Linked DNA regions of Homo sapiens: region 2 is linked to region 1. A link is an interaction called in ENCODE POLR2A ChIA-PET data of the cell type or tissue named here. Cell type or tissue: MCF 10A. All regions are shown on one strand. Links, peaks and the distances in the headings refer to the core of each region. The heading gives the core; the rest is flanking DNA.

The links. ChIA-PET counts read pairs that join two places held together with the same protein. Peaks named below come from ENCODE experiments on the same cell type or tissue, not always from the same donor. Only the 100,000 strongest peaks of a DNase experiment are listed, where the experiment ranks them.
Region 2: POLR2A ChIA-PET joins it to region 1 with 5 read pairs; 3 of 35 experiments call an interaction of 5 or more read pairs at or near these places.

The regions. Positions count from the first base shown.
Region 1 is chr20:56,871,695-56,879,203 of GRCh38, reverse strand. No RefSeq gene overlaps it. Among named protein-coding and RNA genes, the nearest start is that of TFAP2C, 250 kb to the right of the region's middle. RefSeq lists enhancers at 3,314-3,959, 6,569-7,101. In MCF 10A, for the core only: no CTCF peak of the experiment used is centred there; a DNase peak (open chromatin) is centred at 3,963.
Region 2 is chr20:56,931,065-56,938,573 of GRCh38, reverse strand. No RefSeq gene overlaps it. Among named protein-coding and RNA genes, the nearest start is that of BMP7-AS1, 280 kb to the left of the region's middle. In MCF 10A, for the core only: no CTCF peak of the experiment used is centred there; no DNase peak of the experiment used is centred there.

The DNA of each region.
Region 1 (7,509 bases), core at 1,843-5,842:
GGCTGCATAGTATTCCATGGTGTATATGTGCCACATTTTCTTTATCCAGTCTATCATTGATGGGCATTTGGATTGGTTCCAACTCTTTGCTATTGTGAACAGTGCTGCAATAAACATACATGTGCATGTGTCTTTATAGTAGAATGATTTATAATCCTTTGGGTATATACCCATAGTGGGATTGCTGAGTCAAATGGTATTTCTGGTTCTAGATCCTTGAGGAATCACCACACTGTCTTCCACAATGGTTGAATTAATTTACACTCCCACCAGCAGTGTAAAAGCATTCCTATTTCTCCACATCTTCTCCAGCATCTATTGTTGTACTGACTTTTTAAACACATACGTTCTTAGTGCCTGACGTGTGTTGTCTCATTCAATTCTCTCAACCTTCTCTATGGGCTTAGAAAGAGAGGAGGAGCTCAAAGATTCAAGCCATCAGATTCTCCAGGCTCCTAAATCTTCACTTGGTTGCTGCAAAAGTGGTCCTTGGGGTTGGGTGCAGCTGGGAAGGCGATAAGTTCTAGGAGTGGGAGCACAGAGAAGCTGTAGAGGAAGGAGGTTGTTTTAGCCTGTTCTCACATTGCTAATAAAGACACACCCAAGACTGAGCAATTTACAAAGAAAAAGAGGTTTAATGGATTCACAGTTCCACATAGCTGGGGAGGCCTCACAATCATGGTGGAAGGTGAAGGAGGAACAAAGACATGTCCCACATGGTGGCAGGCAACAGAGCGTGTGCAGGGGAACTGCCCTTGATAAAACCATCAGATCTCATGAGACTTATTCACTATCACGAGAACAGCACAGGAAAAACCTGCCCCCATGATTCAATTACCTCCCACTGGGTCCCTCCCACGACATGTGAAGATTATGGGAACTACAATTCAAAATGAGATTTGGGTGGGGACACAGCCAAACCATATCAGAGAGGAAAGCGTCTGTCCCTGCCTGCTCCATGTCCTTCCTCTCGCCCTGGCTCACACGGCTGCAGCCACACAGACCTCCTCCTTCTTCCTTGAATGCAGCAATCCAAACTTGTCCCTCGTATAGCCTTGCTCTGGATGGTGTTCTGCACGGAAAGCTTTTCCCTAGAAATCCACAGGTTCATCCCTTCACTTCATTCTTATTTCATCTAAAATGTCACCTGCCTGACCACCAAACCAAAGCTGTCTCCTCTCCCTCACAGTCGTATCCTGGCCTACTTACCATCCTCCATGGTTATCCTATTTATTAGAGGGTTTACTAGCTTATCATCCAATTTTGCTACCAGTATGTAAGTACCCTGGGTGGAAGGACTTTGTCGAAGTAGCTCATGGCTGTGTTGCCAGGACCCAGCACAGTGCCTGGCAGGATGTAGACACTCAGCAAATATTTCTAAGAAGCTCATCACAGCTGGGAAGCACTGGGTGCTTTGCTTCACCTCTCTGAGTGTCCATATGCTCATCCCATGCAGAGGTGAAATGAGATGGTGTGGACTTCTGGCTTCTGGTGACAACCACAGATGCTGGACAAAGCATGAGTAACGATTCCCTGAGAGCACTGGGCAGTGAGCAAAACTAGGCAGAAACTGGAAGGCAGCTGACACTTGGAATAACCAGGGTGACTTTCTCATTGTGTAGTTTTTTGCCTTTGATATAGATCATAGCCCAAGACCCACTTCTAGAACAAGAGGGTTAAAGCTATGACAAAAAAGCCACAGTTTCACTGAGTTGAAGAACCATAGGCTGGAGTTTGGGACAATCACATTCTCAAATTACTTCAAAGGAAGGAGGAATTCCAAAACAGAGAGAAGCAGAGAGAAGGAGCCCTAACTTATTTGTTTAAAATTTGACCTGGTCTCTAGCTAATCCCTGAAAAGACTGAAAGTCAGAATCCAAGAAGTCCAGCAAGGTAAAAGAACTTAACAGATATTTTAGCCATGGACCACTGCAGAAGGGATCAATTTTATAGTTTGAGTCTAGCCAAGTTAACTGTATGCTTTAGAAAATAAATAATAAATAAATATTCTTCAGAGAAACACAACAGCATCTGGAATCTCTACATATACAATTCATAATATTTAGAATGCAACTAAAAATTAGTAAGCCTTCAAAAAAAAATAGGTAAATGTGACCCATGCTTAAGAAAAAAGGCAATTGATGGAAAACAACCTCTTAATAACCTAGAACTGAAATGACCAGACAAAGATTTTTTTTTTTTTTTTTGAGATGGAGTCTCACTCTGTTGCCCAGGCTGGAGTGCAATGACGCAATCCTCAGCTTGCTGCAACCTCTGCTTCCTGGGTTCAAGCAATTCTCCTGCCTCAGCCTCCCAAGTAGCTGGGATTACAGGTGCCCACCAACATGCCTGGCTAATTTTGGTATTTTTAATAGAGATAGAGTTTTACCATGTTGGCCAGGCTGGTCTTGAACTCCTGACCAGGTGATCCACCTGCCTTGGCCTCCCAAAGTGCTGGGATTACAGGCATGAGCCACCGTGCCCAGACCAGACAAGGATTTTATGCCAGTCGTATGCTCAAGGATTATAAATGACAGTAAGCATGTAATAAACAAGTAAGAAATCTCAGCAGAAAAACAAAAACTATAAAAAAGGAACTAAATAGAAATTCTAGAAATAAAAAAATCTGAATTTTTAAATTCACTGGAGGAGCTTAACAACAAGATTGGCAATGGCAGAAGAGTCACTTGTTTTGATGATAAATAAATAGAAATTATCCAATCTGAAAACAGGGGAAGAGGATTTGAAAAATTTGAACTAGAGCCTCTGCAACCTATGGGACAACATTGAAAGGTCTAACACTGACTCTTCTAGACCTAGAAGGAGATGACATAGAAAATAGGGTAAAAAAAAAAATCATGGCCTGGTGCGATGACTCACTTCTGTAATCCCAGCACTTTGGGAGGCCGAGGTGGGCGGATCACGAGGTCAGGAGATCAAGACCATCCTGGCTAACACGGTGAAACCCGGTCTCTACTAAAAAATACAAAAAATTAGCCAGGCATGGTGGCGGGCGCCTGTATTTCCAGCTACACGGGAGGCTGAGGCAGGAGAATGGCATGAACCCAGGAGGCAAAGGTTGCAGTGAGCCGAGATCACACCACTTCACTCCAGCCTGGGTGACAGAGCCAGACTCCATCTCAAAAAAAAAAAAAAAAAAAAATCATAAACGATATCTGAAATGTTGCAAATCTGATGAAAGACATACATTTACAGATTCAAGAAGATCAGTGAACCCCAAGAAGGACGAAAACAACAACAATAATTAGGCACACTATAGTCAAACATGAAGAGAAGATCCTAAAATCAGCCAGAGGAAAAACAGCCCGTTACATGCTAATTACTTCTAACTTCTCTTCAGAACCCATGGAGGCCAGGACATAATGAAATAACATCTCTAAAGTACTTTGATAAAGGAGGGGGTGTCCTTTTGGCCTTAGCCAAATTTCATAGATTTTCCAGTGACCTGTCTCTCTCACAAGGCTGGGAGATCCTTTAAAATAAGGTCTTCCAGAAACCTTGTTGAATTAAATGCAAGGAGAATTGCTTTTTAAAATCATGATTATAAAAATTAATAAGCACTAAGCACCTTCCATGAATTATCTCAATTAACTCTTGCAAAAACTCCTCAAGGAAAGTGCCTTTGATTATCCACAGGCTCAGGGAGGCTCAGTGACTTGCCCTGGGCCATGTGGCTGCTGAGAGATGGGCCTGGGATTTGAGCCCAGGCAGTCTAGCTTGAGAGTCTGCCTAGTGTAGCTTCCCTGGGAGCACACCCTCAGCACCATATTTTGCAGTTTGGGGGAGACCAGTTCCGTCAGTGAATTTCTCACAGCGTCCTAAACGTACTCTTGTCCTCTACCACTCCCAGGAAGACCAGGCATTCCAAATGAAGCAAGCAGCAGCTCAGGACTGTTTATTTTGCAGAATCAGCAAACCGGGAGGCTGGGCAGCCTCTGAGTCAGAAGTGACTGCACAACCTGTAAGGCAGCTGCAGCTGAGGATCCCCAGTGAGAGGAACTGGGCTACTGGACCACACACCCCACCCTGTCTGCAACAACTGGGTGGAGTCTCTGGCCAGACCAGCGGCTCTGCTAGCAGCTTTCCTGGTTGGTGCCGAGCCTGGAGACAAAGGCCAGGCCAACTCTGGTATGGAAGCGTCAAGGGGCTAAGAGACCTTGCCTTGCTCTGCTCTGACCCAGCGCAGACCCGCCACGCTGCTCTCTGGCATCGGGGAGGCAGAGCTCTGCAGTGGTAACAGATCCAGAGTCAGATCGGCCTGAGTTCAAATTCCTGCTCTGCTTCTTTCAACCTCTAGAAAGGGACCTTAGAAAAATCCTTTTATCTTTCTAAGACTCAATATCCACATCTGTAGAATGGAACAATAACAATGATAGAAGCTTCCTTTGAACTGTCGTGAAGGTCAAATGAAATAGCATGGAGTACCCAGCAAGTGTCTGGCCAGCATGCACCGGCTCTCTCTCTGCATTCTCTTCATCCCCGTCCCCAGGGCGCTCACCAATACTCTTAGAGCATATGCTCTAAGTTCCCTGCCCAGACGTCCCTCTGTAGACGGCACATGCATCCCCCGCAGCTCTAGGGCTGTGGATAAGAGCTTCACATGCAATCTTCCTAAGACAATTGTCCTTCAGGGATTGACGCCGTTTGCCTGGAGATGCCGGGGTAGAGAGACATGCTTTCTCCCCTGAGCTTTCTCCCCTGAGCACCCATGACCCGATGGGGATACAAAAGCCCGCTCCTTTGCCTCAAGGTAGGAAGACACCACGTGTGGCCATTCATGCCCCAGAGCTCCCCGTGGGTCAGGCTGGCTGTAGATTCCAGCTGAGCCGGAGCTGTGCTTGGCCTCTTCCTCTCCCTCTCCTGCTTCCTTCTCTCCCTTAGAGGTTGTTCTTCTCCTGAGAGCACCCCAACAAGCCGCTTGCCCTGTTCCTAGGGAACCTGATCTAAAATAGCTCCTGATATGTTTCTGCCTTTAAAGAGGGGCCCTTGTCCCTTGGCAAATGGTGAATTTCAAAGGGAAACTGCAATGCACGGAAAGGCGAGCCGGAACAATATTACAGGTCAGATGGGGCTAGAGCGGGTCCCCAACCCCTGGGCTGCGACCGACTGCTCTGTGGCCTCCTAGGAACCGGCCGCACAGCAGGAGGTGAGCGGCGGGCGGGCGAGCATCACCGCCTGAGCTTCACCTCCAGCCAGATCAGTGGCGGCCTTAGATCCTCACGGGAGCGCGAACCCTTACTGTGAACTGCGCACGCGACGGATCTAGTTGTGCGCTCCTTCCGAGACTCTAACGACTGACTGATGCTTCATCCCAAAACCTCACCCTCCGCCCTGGGCCGTGGAAAAATTGTCTTCCACAAAACCTGTCCCTGGTGCCACAAAGGTTGGGGACCGCTGGGCCACAAAGGTTGGGGACCGCTGGGCTAGAGCTTACAAAAAGAACTTGAGTTCAACAGTGGCCTGTGTCCCTCTGAAAGTTTCACCCAAGAACCCATTAACTCAGCCATGCTCTTGCCCGCCCAGTGCAGACTGTCCGTCCCGTGCTCGGGTGGGAAGAAAAATCAAGCCGTCTGCGTGGTACACCGGCTCACTGGCTCAGAGCCCGGAGCTGCTGAGCGGCACCTAGGGCCCCAGAGGGCAGGGAGCTTCTCCCGCTCCTGTTCCATGAGTCAGGGTGGGCTGCCCTGCTGTCACAAATAGACCCCAATGTATGATGGCTCCAACCCAATGCGGTTCATTTCGTGGCCATGTAACAGCCTCGGTAGATGTTCCTGAGGCAGGGACTCAGGGTCCCAGGCTCCATCGTGTGGCTATGAATTCTTCTAGAATCCAGTTCGCAGAAGGGGAGGGTATGGAAGAGGCACTCCACTCGCCCAACCCTGCGCCCAAAGTGGCACTTCGCCATCGTGTTCATTTCACTGGGGGATATATTCCTCACCTTCCTTCCCTTCCTCCTTTTCTTCCTTCCTCCCTTCCCTTCCCTTCTCTTCTCTTCCCTTCCCTCCCTCTCTCTCTTTCTTTTTCTTTCTCTATTTCTTTCCTTTTTCTTTCTCTCTTCCTTCCCTCCCTCCCTCTTTTCCTTTCTTTCCTTTTCTTTCTTTCTTTCTTTCCTTCTTTCTTTTTCTTTCTCTCTTTCTCTCTCTCTCTACTTCCCTCTTTCTTTCTCTTTCTTTCCTTCCTTCTTTCTCTCTCTCCCTCCCTCTCTCACTCTCTCTCTTTCTTTCTTTCCTTCCTTCCTTCCTTCTTCCTCTTCCCTCCCTGTTTTCCTTCCTCCCTTCCCTCCATAAGTATTTACTGAATTCCCATTCAGTGCCACACACTGTGGGAGGTGCTGTTGCCCTAGGCCAGATCATGTCCCTCCCTCTTGGAGATGACGGTCCTATTGCTCAGTGGTGGCTGCCTGGGGCCCTGTACTGAGCTTGGACAGTGCATCTGGACCAAGTAGGAAGGAGCTCTTGGGTGTTCTGTGATCACAAGGCTGGGGTGGTGGCCACCAGACCTAAATTCAAACCGTGACTCCACTCCCTCAACCCACATCTCTGTGACTTTGGTCAAGTTCTCTGCTTTTCTTTGCACTTTGGTTCCCAACTGTGGAAACATTGGTTCAACACTACTACCTCTTATGGTTATTTCATGTGTACATAGATAGAATGTCTGGAAAGCCCTCAGCACATTGGCCAGCCTTTGTAGGGATCACCAAGTCCCAAAAGATAACACAATGGGAGGAATGTGGCCACAGAAGCTGGAGCTGAGTCCAGCATGGGAGGGGTCAATGGCCTGGTGTCTCAGCGGCCAGGCCCACTCATGGAGGGCAATTGTTCCTTTCCTAGCTCTGCGTGCCTATGAGGACCTGTCTGTCTGGGCACACCTGGTAGAGACTCGTCTTTCCTGGAAATGATGTTCTTGCACTTCTATCCCAACATCTCATTTTGAAAAAGCATGTGCCCCTCCCTGGAGAGCAGCGATGTGGGCGGAGAGGAAGGTCAGCTGCAAAGGACATCTGCAGCCAGACGGGGGCTGGCTGGGGGGAATGTTGAGACTTTGTCCCAAATTGAGGTGTCATGCGGGGTTACAGAGCCCTGTGTGCCCCCTGGACAGAGTGTGGGCGGCTGCAAGGGTGGCAGCCGCTGGGGATGTGTTTTTTAATGGCTATGGACACCAGCGCAGACAGGAACTATAATCATAGTGAGCACTGACCCTTCCCAGGGGCCTCGGGGCAACAGAGGGCTCTGGTAGACAAGCACGGCCGAGCCAGCAGCCTCTGAGGACACCCGTGTCATCTCAATGTAGGCCAGGACCTGCCCGTGGAGGGAATTCCTGAGGGGAATCACAGGACATGGGTGATCAAAAGGAAGGCGGTCGCCTCTTGGGAAATGGGGCATCAAAAGCCCACACCTGCGTTTGAGGTGTGCTCTCAGAAGGAATTTTCCCTCCCTCACCACCTTTGTTTCCAGACACATCTCTCTTAGCCCCTCCAGCTGTTGCTGT
Region 2 (7,509 bases), core at 1,638-5,637, 60 kb before region 1:
TTTTTAGCAGAAGGACCAAAAAAAGTAAAAACCAAAAAAGTAAAAACAATGATGGTCATCTCTGTCCAGCAATAGACATCCTTCTCTATAGCTCTGCAGAATACTTCTAAATGGCCTCATCATTCATTAACCAGTCCTTCAGTGATGGGCATTGCTTTTCTATAGTTTCCTTAGAATACATTCCTAGAAAACAGAGGTCAACCGACCCTTTCTAGAAAGAAGCAGGGTGTAAATATTTCAGGCTTTGCAGGTCAGAAGGTCTCTGCTGCCAAGGCTCAACTCTGCAGAAAATACATAAACAAATAAGGCACGGCTGTGCATGTGCCAATCAAACCTCACTTATGGACACTAAAATGGGAGTTTCTATCATCTTCAGTGTGATTGCAGCAAATTCTATCGTTCCTGCCTTGGCTCGTGTTAGCATTTTGGGTATAAAATATTCTTCAATTTTTAAAAATCATGTAAAAATGTAAAGACCGTTTTTAGTTGTTGGGCTGTACAGAAGCTGGCTGCAGGACCTGTACTTTTTTTTTTTTTTTTTTGAGACAGAGTTTTGCTCTTGTTGCCCAGGCTGGAGTGCAATGGCGTGATCTCGGCTCATCGCAACTTCTGCCTCCCGGGTTTAAGCCATTCTCCTGCCTCAGCCTCCTGAGTAGCTGGGATTACAGGCATGAGCCATCACGCCCGGATAATTTTTTGTATTTTTAGTAAAGATGGGGTTTCTCCATGTTGGTCAGGCTAGTCTTGAACTCCCAACCTCAGGTGATCAGCTGCCTGGGCCTCCCAAAGTGCTGGGATTACAGGCATGAGCCACCGCGCCTGGCCCGGGCCCTGTGCTTTTACCATCTCTGCAGTTCACAGACCCTTGCTCTAAACAGAATTTCTGAGCAAAGACTATGTGTGCTTTTACATTTTGATGAACATTGTGGAGCCTCTTTTGTTTAAGGCAATACCAATTTTTATTTCCATAGTCTATGAGCAGCCCCTTTCTTTAGGTTCTTACCAACTCCAGGTATCTCCCACAAATGTGTCAAGTTATGAAATTTGTATTCCATTCTCTTTCTGTGAGGCTCTAGATACTACGTGACTCAGAATTCAGGTTTTAAATTTGTCCAACCATATTGAGTAGGAATTATTGCTTAAGAAATCTTTCTTTTCTTTTCTTTTTTTTTTTTTTTTTTGAGACAGTCACTGTCTGTCACCCTGGCTGAAGTGCAGTGGCACTATCTCGGCTCACTGCAAGCTCCACCTCCCTGGTTCACGCCATTCTGCTGCCTCAGCCTCCCAAGTAGCTGGGATTACAGGCGCCCGCCACCACGCTGGGCTAATTTTTTTTGTATTTTTAGTAGAGACAGAGTTTCACGTGTTAGCCAGGATGGTCTCGATCTCCTGACCTCGTGATCCGCCCGCCTTGGTCTCCCAAAGTGCTGGGATTACAGGAGTGAGCCACCGTGCCTGGCCAAGAAATCTTTCAAATTTGCTAACGGCCCGTGATCAGGGAGAAACCAAACTTGATCTGATGTCCCAGTGGCCGCCTCCCACCTACGTTCCAGCCAGCCTCACAGGAGTGAAGACATCTACTTCTTGTAGCAAATTACTTAGAAACTCTCTCTCCATGAATTGGGTGGTGTAGGCAGAGCTATAGATGTTGTCAAAGAGATATCTGGCTGGTTTGGGTCTTAGAAAGTGGCCTGGGGCTGCGTGCCTCTGTTGACAGTACAGCTATTACAAAAGAAACTGAGAGGGCCACCTTGGCTTAGGTCAGGGTGTCTCCCTTCCACGGTTAAGTCTTTTCTGTTACCAGACAGATAGATTAACCAGGGGGAATCGCAGGCTCTTTGGCAACTCCAGATCCCATTGCTCTTAAAATAATCTCCTCTGCTTTCCGAAGATTTTCTCAGAAGCAGTGAAAATCAGGCTGGGCGTGGTGACTCATGCCTGTAATCCTAGCACTTTAGGAGGCTGAGGTGGGCAGATCACCTGAGGTCAGGAGTTTGAGACCAGCCTGGGCAACATGGTGGAACCCCATCTCTACTAAACACGTAAAAAATCAGCCGGTCATGGTGGTGGGCACCTGTAATCCCAGCTACTCAGGAGGCTGAGGCAGAAGGATCGCTTGAACCCCAAAGGTGGAGGTTGCAGTGAGGTGAGATTGTGCCACTGCACTCCAGCCTGGGTGACAGAGCGAGACTCTGTTTCAAAAATAAATAAATAAATAAATAAATAAATAAATAAATAAATAAATAAAAGAAGCTGTGAAAATCAGCTGATTTTAGGTGGAATTAAGTCAGCTAATTCTTGATTTTGGCCAGAGGCAAATTTTGCAGAGTGAAGAACAGACACAAAACCATCCTTAACAAAAGCATCAAGGTTTCAGAGACAGAACAGAGCAAGAATGAATTCCTGTGTTCACAAACACAGATTTAGAGGGTTTTTTAAAATGAAAAAAATTGCCAGACTAATGTAATCTCATGTTGATTTGATTGACTGATCAAAGTAAGTTTAACTTTTTATTTTGGCAAGATTCAGTGCAAAGAAGGGAGAGATTCCAGATGTTTCCTGTCGTGTATTGATTAAGGCATATGTCACTTGACTATCTCTGAACTCTTGAGTGAAAACAAGATGGAATTTTCAGAAAACCCTCCTAAAAGGATTCTAGATACCTAGGTTGGACTGGGCCTTTATCCCTGATATTCTAGAGATGGCAAAACCAGGAGGCAATGGTCTAGTCACTTTTTTTTTGGAGACAGTCTCCCTCTGTTGCCCAGGCTGGAGTGCAGTGGCGTGATCTCATCTCACTGCAATCTCGGCCTCCCAGGTTCAAGCGATTCTCATGCCTCAGCTGAGATTATAGACCGTGCACCACCATGCCCAGCTAATTTTTGTATTTTTAGTGGAGACGGGGTTTCACCATGTTGCCTAGGCTGGTCTCGAACTCCTGGGCTCAAGTGATCCTCCCACCTCAGCCTCCCAAAGTGCTGGGATGACAGGTGTGAGCCACTGCGTCTGGCCTGGTCTATTCACTCTTGCATCCTAAGAGTTGGGCAGAGTCCCTGGTGGATGGTAGAAGTTTGGACAATGTTTGTTAATGAATGAATGAATCAGTGAATACCCACCACTGAAATTCTCCTTCCAGGATGCTGGCCAGCTTTTAACCCCCATGATGAGAAGACAAAAGTTTGAATCATCCCCAACTTGGAAAGCTGTCTCAGATTATGGAGAAACATCAGTTTTATTTTTACTTTGATCCTGTATCTATTTTGGGAAGCATTTTGGGGAACGATCTCCTCCAACATGTCTGGGCTTTTCTTGAGAACTCTTTACAAAAGGGCCAATGGGTAAGCAAAAAATTAGGAGGCGAAGGCATTTCAGCGAGTTCTAGCATTCCCGCCCCAGTTCCTGTTAGCATTTTGGGCATTCAGAGCGGGCTCCATTGCTGGAATAAATGGCCTCATTGTCCTGGCTGCAGGGATGTGTCTCTGGGAGTTACAAGACTGGCATTTCCTTTTTCTTTTTTTATTTATAACTTCTATTAATAGATACTCCAAGGATGAAGGGAATTTTAAGAAAGGGAAAAGCTGGGCTTCAAATAATGCATTGATTCTTCTAGCCCTCACATCGTCACGACAGAGCCAATGACTGGGAGATAACTCAGTGTGCTGGGAGCTCTCAGAAAACTGCTCACCCTTTACTTGCTTATATTTGGAAAGTAAGGCGAGCTACCCACTGTATTTAAGAGGTGCTATTGCCTCACCATCTTAGCATTAGACAATGGATGTGGGATACATTCGTTTTCCTACCTATGTGAGAAGAGCCAAACTTACCCATTGCTGACACAGGAGGAAGACACAGACCCTGTTCAAAGGCTCCAGGCCGTCCTTTTCCATGAGAAATCTCAAAAACAAGAAGGTTGATCAGCTATGTCAGGGGTCAGCAAATTACAGCCCAAAGGCCAAATCTGGCCCACCACCTAATTTTGTACAACCTACAAGCTAAGAATGTTTTCTATATTTTTAAATGACTAAAAAAAAAAAAAATCAGAAGAATATTTTGTGACACATAAGAATTACACGAACTTCACATTTCAGTGTCCATGTAGGATATCCTCATTGTTTGCGGATTCTCAGTTTGCAAATTTGGCTACTGGCTGAACTGTATTTTTAAGCCCAATAGCAATTCTGGAGGTGCTTCTGTGATCATTCTTAGACATGCACAAAGCAGGGAAAAGTTTAAGTTGCCCAGTGCACGTGTTCCTCACTGAGGCCAAACAGGGCGATGCCCTGCCTCTTTGTTTCACACTGAACTAATGTCTTTTCTGTGGTCTATTGAGTGCCATGTTTTTCACATTTTGTTGCTTTTTATTGGTGATTTCAATATTTAAAATGGCCCCCAAGGCCAGGCATGGTGGCTCATGCCTGTAATGCCAGCACTTTGGGAGGCCAAGACAGGAAGATCACTTGAGCCCAGGGGTTCAAGACCAGCCTGGACAACATAGTGAGACCTTGCCTCTACAAAAATTTCTTTAAAAGAATTAGCCAGGCATGGTGGTGCGCACCTCTATTCCCAGCTTTGGGAGGCTGAAGTAGAATGATGGCTTGAGCCTGGGAAGTCAAGGCTGCAGTGAGCCGTGATGGTACCACTGTACTCCAGCCTGGGCAATGGAGCAAGACACTGTCTCAAAAAAATAATAATTAAAACAAAATGGCCCCCAAGTGTAGTGTAGAAATGCTGGCTAGTGTTCCAAAGTACAGCAAGGCCGATACGTGCCTTAAGGAGAAGCTATGTTTATACATGTAGCTTTAGCTCATCTGACACCTGAGCTGTGTTCAGGGATGAGTTATAGGGCTGTTGGCCTTGAGTTCAATGTTAATGAATCAATTATGCATATTAAATAAGGTATGTTTAAAGAGAAGCACACATAAAACGAAGTTATGTATTGATCAGTTGACAAGATATTGTGACCAAGGGCAACCTTGCCTGCCCCAAGAGTGTTTGCCAATTCAGGCTTCATGGCAACTTCATAGAACATAACTGCTATGAGTAATGAGAATTGACTGCATAAGTTTTATTGGAACACAGCCACGCCCAATTGTTCCTCTGTCATCTCTGGCTACTTTTGAACTATAACGGCAGAGCTGAGTTGTTGGAACAGTGACTATATGGCCTGATAAACTGAAAATATTTACCCTCTGGCCCTTTGCAGAAAAAGTTTTCTGACCCCTGTGCTAACACACAAGGAAATTCAGCTGAGAATGGAGAGAAGATGAACAAACATTTCAATTCAATTCAATCGTGACCTGAAACATCATTTTCATTTTGCCACAGGCTGGTTCTCTGATTGCTAGACAATTGAGAGCGGCAAATAGTCACAGGCCAAAAGGCTGTTGTTGGTTTTAGTCACTTCCTTATAACCATGTCTGGTGACCGGAACTAATGACTTTGGAGTGATTTGACTGGTCAACTGATCTCAACTTTTTCAACAAAATCCTTTCTTTTTCAGATGGGTTCACACATGTTGTATGCAGCTCAAAGACAGGGTAGTCTTGTCTATGAGTGAAAAGGGCAAAAACAAAGGGTAAAGGGAAAAGGGTGAATGAAGCAAAAACAGGACACTGTGGGTTCAAATCCCAGCTCCATCACTTCCTAGCTGTGCAACCTTAAGACAGTGACTTGTTCCTGTTTCCTCACCTGTGCAATGGGGATGTCAATTATGCTTTTATTGTTTGCTAATTGCCAACTGGACCTACTTGGCAAAAACTCAAAGAATGGGCATTGTTTATTACGTAATTGTTATAAAGCACCTGATCTGATGCTTGGCCTATACAAAGTGCTTTTTTTTAAAGATAGTGTATTGCTCTGTTTCCCAGGTTGGAGTGCAGTGGCGCAATCATGGCTCACTGCAGCCTCAACTTCCCAGGCTCAAGTGATCCTCCCACCTCAGCCTCCCAAGTATTTGGGACTAGAAATGTGCGCCACCACACCCAGATATTTTTTTCTATTTTTTGTAGAGATGGGGGTCTCACTGTGTTGCCTAGGGCTGGTCTTGAACTCCTGGGCTCAAGTGGTCCTGCCTTGGCCACCCAAAATGCTGGGTTTATAGGCGTGAGCCACGTGCCCAGCTCAGTTCTATCTTTTTAAAATATAACCTGGCTATGATCGGGCCACTGCACTCCAGCCTGGGTGACAGAGCAAGACCCTATCTCTAAAAATAAAAATAAAATAAAATAAAATATAAAATAATCTTATTGGGTGGTTTGTTAGGGTCTTACAGCAGGGATACAGTAGGTGCTCAATACTGTTACCTGATAAATGTCATCAAATAAGTGAAGAGAAAGTTCCATAGCTTATTTGAATTTTCTGCACCTGGCCTCAACCTCAGGCCCAAGAATCTTTTGTGCCAGGTCAGAATTGTTCCCAAAGCACAGACAACGACCTCAGAGGGTATAGGGTGCCATTTTTTAGGCCCACATGAGCGTCTGCAAAACCTGTGAAAACTCGCATGATCCTGAAAGCAAAGGCCTCCATAAATCCTGCACACCGGGTACCCCTCTTGCCTCCCCCAGTCCCAGTGCTGTTGGAGGTCTGAGGAGTTGAGAGGAGGCCAGCATGGCCAAAGTGACAGTTCCCTTGGTGGGTGGTGGGGACATCACATGGGGTCTCCTAGGGAATGTAAAAGGCCTGGCTTTTATTCCAAGTGTGGTATGGAGCCATTTGAGATCTTTGAACAGGGGAATGACGAGATCTCATTTCCATTTTAAAGGGCTGATTGCAGTTTAAATTTTAAAAGGATAGTCAGCAGAAAAAAAAAAAAAAAAGAATACTCTGAGAGTGAAGTCATTGGCCCAAGGACAGGAAGCTACCAAAATTCTGTTGTCTCTCCCTCACTCCCAGTGTCCTTAACCGTGAGGCAGCACTGTCTCTCCACAGGACACCCACGGTTTCTCGAGGGCTCTTCGTCCATCCCTGAGCTTCAGGCTTTACTTGTGTTATCTCGGAGAGTACAAGTTCTGGAGACACGTACAGTTATTTGTGTTTTACAGATGAGGAAACCCAGGGTGTAGGAGTTTAAGCAGCTTTCTCAGGGCCACACCACCAGGAAGTGGCCAGAGGCCATTCCTTGAATCTCCATGTCCAGCCCTTTCCGCCACGATCCTCGGTTCAAGTGTCAGAGGCGTTTGAACCAGAGCAACTCCATCCTGAATAGGGACTGGGTAAAATAAGCCTGAAACCTGCTGGGCTGCATTTCCCATTGGTTGGGCATTCTAATCACAGGATGAAATAGGAGGTCAGCACAAGATCCAGGTCATAAAGACCTGCCCAATAAAACAGGTTGTAGTAAAGAAGCCAGCCATAACCCACCAAAACCAAGATGGCAACAGGAGTGACCTCTTGGTGTCCTCGCTGCTCATAACCTGCTAATTATAATGCATTAGCATGCTAGAAGACACTCCCACCAGCACCATGTCAGTTTACAGATGTCATGGCAACGTCTGGAAGCTACCCTATACG